Regions from separate parts of the Homo sapiens genome. Here region 1 is linked to region 2. The links are chromatin contacts, found by Hi-C or POLR2A ChIA-PET in ENCODE. All regions are on one chromosome and are shown on one strand. The core of a region is the stretch at or near the end of the contact, and the rest is flanking DNA. Distances in the headings are between cores, read along the strand shown. Region 1 has its middle 170 kb from the start of ZNF608. Region 2 has its middle 78 kb from the start of ZNF608.

Region 1 (3,455 bases), core at 459-2,958, 96 kb after region 2:
AAAGACCCTCCATGCTAATGTGGTAAAATGATTTTAAAGATCTAATTTGCAAACAGAAGAGCAAGAATTGCTGAATAATAATGACACTTATCATTGATGAAAAACCCACTCTGAGTTTCTTACTTTACAGATATCTTTTCTAAACTTCCTATGGACCCTGCACAAACGGAATTATTATTTTCATTTTGCAGAGGGAGCAACTGAGGCTGTATAAAGTTAGTGACTGAGTCAGGAATCAGACCTATGTCTCCCAGACCCCAAGCACAAGTCCTTTGAACCTCTGAGCTATAAGGCTTTGTAATCCTGATGAAGGGAAATGGAGATGGGGAGGGGGTGAAGAAAATCTTTAAATTCTTTTTTTTTTTTTTTCCTCTGCAACACTTTAAAAAGAGACAGGACAAAAGAAGAATGCATGTTCTATATGCACATTTCTTTGCAGCCCTCTGATGAAGTACCTCAAAAGCTAAGCTCCCATCAATCCTGGAGAGATAGAATCAGCAGAGCATAGTGGCAGAATGAATGGTTTAAAAGGAACAGCAGCGACCAAAGAACTTTTTATGCAGAGAAACCCCAAATCTGGGGCAAAGCCCTCCTGTTCATTTTATCTCACACAAGGTAGGTAGTGCTGCCTGTCAAGGTAATGCATTACTACACTATTTGGAAAAACTACAGTTCTAATTAGATGAGCAAATAAATGTTCATTTCAATTTATTAATATAGCTGTAGGCCTTGTTACAATTTATCTCCCGGTTTTGAGACCAATCCATCTCGAGCTGGGAATCATTGTGGTGAAGTAACGGGTTTTAATAATGGATACAGGCAGTGAATTATTCAGGCAGAAGGGAGCAAGCCTTGATGCCTTCACTCACTTCTTTAATTAACTGTGAGATGCTGACGAGTCTGGGCTGTCTCGAGGCTTTCTAAGTTTGTCTGCATCAGAACTGTGAATTTTTCTTGGGCCATAGATATGTTGTGCTTTCAGGTCTATGCATAGCCAAGAAGTGACACCAGCTATCATATTCTCATTTTGTCTTCTTATATTCTCAATTCTGTGTCTGCTTAAATATTATTTTCCTGCAACTTCTTGAGCAACGAACATTTTTCTTGACAAAATGAACATCTTTGCTCTACTGCACTTCTGGATAAGACTTCAACACATGAAAATCCAAGATATTTCAATTCTCATATAAGTTTGGGAACTAATCAATAAACCACAAAATCCAGTTCTAGTCACTTCAGTCCATTTAGCTTGTTTTAAAGCCATTTATTTTCATGGCTTAGAAATAAATAAGCTGCTAGAAAAGAATTTTTCCTCTCCATTTGACATAGCATCAAACAAATAAACAAAACTAAAACTCTTACTAAAGGCAGGTTCCATTATTTGTGGAGCTTTGCAGTCTGCCCAAGTGGTTTCTGTAAACAAAACCTTTTAGGGCTTGTCACTAAACAAATGGCAGAATATGGCTGTGTACGTTGAATTTTCTTCTTTGCCTAACACAGATCTTCTAAGTAGAAAGTGCATCTAGCTCACAGTCTTTGCTCCAGTGTTAATCAATGGTTTTTGCTGTGAACACATTAATAACATGCTTAGATAATTGATTCCCCTTAATCTGGACGTTCTACTTTGCTATTACCTGTGACCATGAAAGTTAAAAGAAAAGTGCACATAAGCTGTTTGACAGCAATTTATTTATGCTGTGACAAGATAGTTCCTCTTTCAATTTTGTCACATCAGAGAGAAAGTAAGAATCTGGGGGAGGTCTGAGCTCACCACTTCTTGGTAGAAATTGAATCACTTTTTTCTATAAATCAAAAGTCATGTTAAAAGCTCTGTGAAGTAAACAATGATGTATATGAATTAGCAGCACAACCATAGTCAATACAAATCAAAGTGGCTTTATGAAGGTATTGATGTTTTCAGCTCTTCCTAAGGTTGAATACATTTAAGCGTTTATTCCCCAGGGCATTGTTGATCCAGATGAATGTATTCACTTTGAAACGAGACCATAGTCGCCGCTAGAGACAAAACTACATACACTGACCCAGATACGGTTCTTCCCCAGACCAAGTGACCCCAGCTGCAGCCGGAGTGCTCACAGTAAACTGAAATTACATGAATGACACCCAGGGAAAGACGCTTGTATTATAAAGAGGCTACATTTCTATTTGGTTTACTGATGTATTAATTTTTCAAAGTTTGGAATCTCTTCAAATACAAGGTAAATGCATTTTCTAAGAATTTGGCCCAGTGGCACTCGTCTGGATGTGATAACCTGTTTTTCCTGTATCATGATTTAACTTAAACTACTCTTGTAAGTGACTGATTCTGTATCTTCAAGTTACATTCATACATCCTGTGACTGGATATTGACGAATTCAGTAGGTGCCACAGGCATATCTTGCTTGTCTGAAAGGAAAGTTAATTTTATACTAAGATGCCACCATTAAAATAGATAATGAAAGCATTGTTAGGATTTACCAGATTAGCTAAAGCAACAAAACATCAGATTGTAACTAGATGACCTCGGGGAAAAACACAGGATGTATATTTCCACAAAACATCCCGCATCATTTGACATATTCAAAGTAAAGGTAAGCCATGTATTTTGGCCTTTATGTTGTTCACAGAAGAGTTCTTTGCACACTGGATATACATTGGAATTCATCTTCCTTTTCTTCTTAGTATGTTAGAATATCTATGTCTTCAAAAGGGTCAGCCTCAAATGAGTGAGCCAAAGGCACTTACATGCAGACCAGTACTTATTAGAAAGAACTGAGAAATGAAACATAAACTGATAAGTGAGTGCAAGTCATTCATCTTTTTAAAGCCCATAAAAAGAGAATTGTAAATTAAAATGTCTACAATAGGTTCAACACCTCTCTCTCAGCCCCTCCCTTTCCTTTGTCATGCTACAGCATTCAAGTGTGGGAATGTTTCTCTGAAACGTGTAAATCACACATTTAGTCATGCCATACCCAGGAGCACCGTACCGGGAGGAACGGGGAGGAAGGCCAAGGAAATTAAATATGAGTCCAGCAGTTTGTTAATGAAACATTTACACAAGCAGTTTATATGGTTGTAATAAAAAAGGGGGGCCTCTTTCATCGCACCTTTTCATTACTTAGCACAGTCTTTAAGAGGATTAATGTGGAAGGGGGGAAAAGAATGTGCTTATCAGTTGAGTCTCAGGATTGGTAATGCTGAGTTCTTAATAGATTGCCTCTGGATTTAGGATTACTGTGGTGCAAATTCTTCCAGGCTTTCAATAGAATAGAAAGCAGTTTGTTTTCCCCCCTTCAACGAGAAGGGCTATTGACTTGGTGATGAAATGACCTAGGACTCAGAGTTTATTCAAACCACTGCCTCCTGTTTCTGTCACTTCAGGGAGATTTATTTATTTGTTTGGGCTACTGGTAGCCAATGCATCAAAATATGCACTAATTCCACCACTACT
Region 2 (3,169 bases), core at 523-3,022:
ATCCATTAAGAGTTTGATCCCATCCAACTAGCATCATGTATGAGAACTTATTTGTCCCTTTCACATTTATACTCTAGCCCTGATTTTGCTTGGCAACTTACTGGAGAATTTTCAGTATCTTGAAAGCTCCTTAGTATTTTGAGAATGGCACTGAATTGTTTCCCTTGTAACAGATTTAGCAAGTGAAAAATGGAGGGTTTTTTTTCCCCTCATTTTCAGACATAATCTTGGCAGAATGTTTAAAAGAAAGATAAACAAAATGTCAGGAACACTTACAAAAGAACACTGCAACAGAGATGCAAGAGGTGGCAGGGAACAGAATAAATGGATATTGTCATACAGATGGCAGCTGCTGCTAGATTGTCCAATACAGTGATATTTAGTTTTCTTCCATGGACACTGAACTCGTTTCAAATAGCCCTGACACGGCAAAAGTGGAAAGGAAGCGCCTTTCCTTTTCTTCTCTGCCACATGGGGTAAGTCATAAAGTCATTCTTGGTACCACGGACTCATCTATTTCCAGAGAGGTTATGAGTGTAAGTGGGAGAATAAATGTTTAGCTTCCCAAATCACCTTGTTCCCTGGGAGGTTTCATCAAACCTAGCAGAATCTGTATGGATGCTCCAAATCTGTCTGTTCTAAGCACCCACAGATGTTTTCTCTTGGCACTCATAATAAGGATCTAGGATTAAATGTTACCATTTAATAATTAATTCCATTCAAACTCTCCCTCCCTTCTGTTGAAGGCTGGCACTCTGGTATAACTGCTGATGTGCTGACATCCTGGAACACCCGAAGTGCTGATTTCCATGCTATTTGTAACATTATATTCAGGATAAAAGTACTTTAATTTCCCAAGATGTAGTATTGTAGTTTTCATAAACTGGACCATATGCTGGGATGTGTTCATACACCTGCAGTTAGTTACATTTATATGTAAAAGTTGTCAGTTGATTTCTTTCAAAGAAATTGAGAATGTGGATTCTCTAACATTCTCCTAAATTATTTTCAATGTGAAATCCCTATGCCTTTATTAGACATATAATATGTTATCACAGAATTATACAAGACTCCTGTTTCTGAATCAGGAATCATCGTCCTCTTTTAAATCACACTACACATCTATAAAATTTTAACATTTGAGGAATCTGAGTGAGAGGTATCCATATAGTCTTTATATTATTTTCTCAACTTTTTGGTAATTCTGAAGTTATTTCAACACAAATCATTAAAAAATTACACTAAATATATGAAGTAGCTTGGTATATTCTTTTAAAATAAAACATCTTCTGTTTTATCTAAAAAAATCTGTCATTTTATATACAGAAAACATGTAGTTTAAAGGTTCTACCCCGCTACCTATAGAAACATAAAGTAACAGATATGTTTGTTGTGTAACTAACAAGGTCACAGGCTGTTCAGCTGCTGGAGCAAACTCGATTAAGCCCGTGATAATCTTTTGAAAGATTGTAATTTATCTCCATTTGAAGGGCATTATCTTAGTTCTTCAGCTATCACAGGGAGCAAGGGTAACAAATATTCAGTGATGAATTTTTGAAAGCTGTAGTCAGATCTTGTTCTCTTAAACCCTTCTAAAGGGCTGTCAAAAGGCAATGAAATAAAAATTGTCAAATTTATCCACAGACTTACATAATGGCTGTTATCTGAGAAAGTGGTTTATGATTCATACAGTCACTACCTTTACTTAAGCAATTTCTTGTTTGTGTTAGATTGAAAACAATCTGTTCCCATTGCTCACGTGGGAGAGATTACCACAAAAGGCTCTTGTTTACTTGCAATAAGAAGCTATGAGACACAAAATCCATGAAGAGGGGATCTATACTCTCAAAACAGTGTGGTACTTTCATTAAGGGTCAGCATTATTGACCACCTTTTTACCGTGTTTTCTTGATTTAAATGTAGATTTTGGAGTCTACAAGTAGCTTTGAATATTTGAAATGGATTTTGAAACTAATTTTTAAGGAGGACGAGAGGAAAATAACTGATTTAGTATCTTCTGCATGGTAGGGGCTCTGCTTGGTAAACAGGTTATTTTTATTGAATTTTGCGAACAACTCCCATGAGGTATATATGATTTACATCTTACAAATAAGCACATTAAACACGGAAGCTGAAGTACACAGCACCCATTCACATTGTGAAGTCATTGAGAATTGAATTGGGGAAATATTCACCACAAAGATATATCTTTCCACTACTATCTATGCTTGCAACTGTTTGTATTTTCTTCCACTTTCTGTTGCTTATAACAGAATACCTGAAACTAGGTAAATTATAAAGAAAATGAATTTATTTCTTATAATTATGGAGGCCAAGAAGTCCAAGATCTAGGGGCTGCACCTGGCGAGAGCCTTCTTGCTGCTAGGACTCTCTACAGAGTCCCCAGGTGGTGCAGGGCATCACATGGTGAGGCGGCTGAGCATGCTAGCTCAGGTCTCTCTTCCTCTTTTTATAAAGCCACCAGTCCCACTCCAGTGATAACCCATTAATCCATGAACCCATTAATCCATACATAGATTAATCCATTAAGGATGGCAGAGCCCTTATAACCCAATCAACTTAAAATTTCCACCTGTCAATACTGCCACATTGGGAATTAAATTTCCATGTGGGTTTTAGAGGGGATAAATGTTCAAACCCTAGCAGTTTTAAAAATGTTTTTGTACAATTTTGTCCGATCATTTGCTCAAGTGAGTGATTTTTTTCCCATCTATGCTGAGAACAGTTTCTTTGAGGTGCAATATTGCTATGATGTAGATATTCAAGTGGCCTGAAAAGCCTCAGTAACACTCAGTAAGTGTGGCCTCACTGATTCTCAAAAGAGTAAAATAAAAGTGGGGGATGGGGAGGGAGAAGAGGAACTGATAGGCCATTCCAGTGTCTTGTGTATTTAGAATGCACAGACCCACTAGCTTTAAAATATTACTTTATGTAACTTAACTTTTTGCTAGTTAGACTTGGGAAGGGTGATGAGAGAGATGGAGTATGGCAAGAGTAGTGTAAGAGACATACAATTCAACTTTCTGTAAAAAAGTAAATGCATAATCTTTATACACGGTTTTTCAGTTGTCTGTAAAGCCAACCACATAATTAGGCCAAGTTATTTGAGCACAGGAGAGAGACCAAGACTACCTTGTATTTTTGATAG

What was found. A loop is a pair of places that touch in the nucleus more often than their neighbours do. ChIA-PET counts read pairs that join two places held with the same protein, here RNA polymerase II (POLR2A). Pooled maps may share reads with other maps.
Region 1: a pooled map shows a loop between it and region 2 (3-fold over the local background). The contact joins two enhancer-like sites. A Hi-C loop is called at or near these places in 6 of 37 single-sample maps with no recorded cell type and 6 of 50 pooled maps. POLR2A ChIA-PET finds 5 or more read pairs at or near these places in 2 of 52 experiments (Caco-2 and OCI-LY7).

What each region holds. Positions count from the first base shown.
Region 1 is chr5:124,919,508-124,922,962 of GRCh38, forward strand. No RefSeq gene overlaps it. Among named protein-coding and RNA genes, the nearest start is that of ZNF608, 170 kb to the left of the region's middle. RefSeq lists an enhancer at 1,909-1,998. Within about 2 kb of position 1,709, at least 3 of the 41 ENCODE cell types and tissues checked have a DNase peak (open chromatin) inside an H3K27ac peak, as active enhancers do; they include OCI-LY7, where a contact is called at or near this core.
Region 2 is chr5:124,823,289-124,826,457 of GRCh38, forward strand. No RefSeq gene overlaps it. Among named protein-coding and RNA genes, the nearest start is that of ZNF608, 78 kb to the left of the region's middle. Within about 2 kb of position 1,773, at least 2 of the 41 ENCODE cell types and tissues checked have a DNase peak (open chromatin) inside an H3K27ac peak, as active enhancers do; they include OCI-LY7, where a contact is called at or near this core.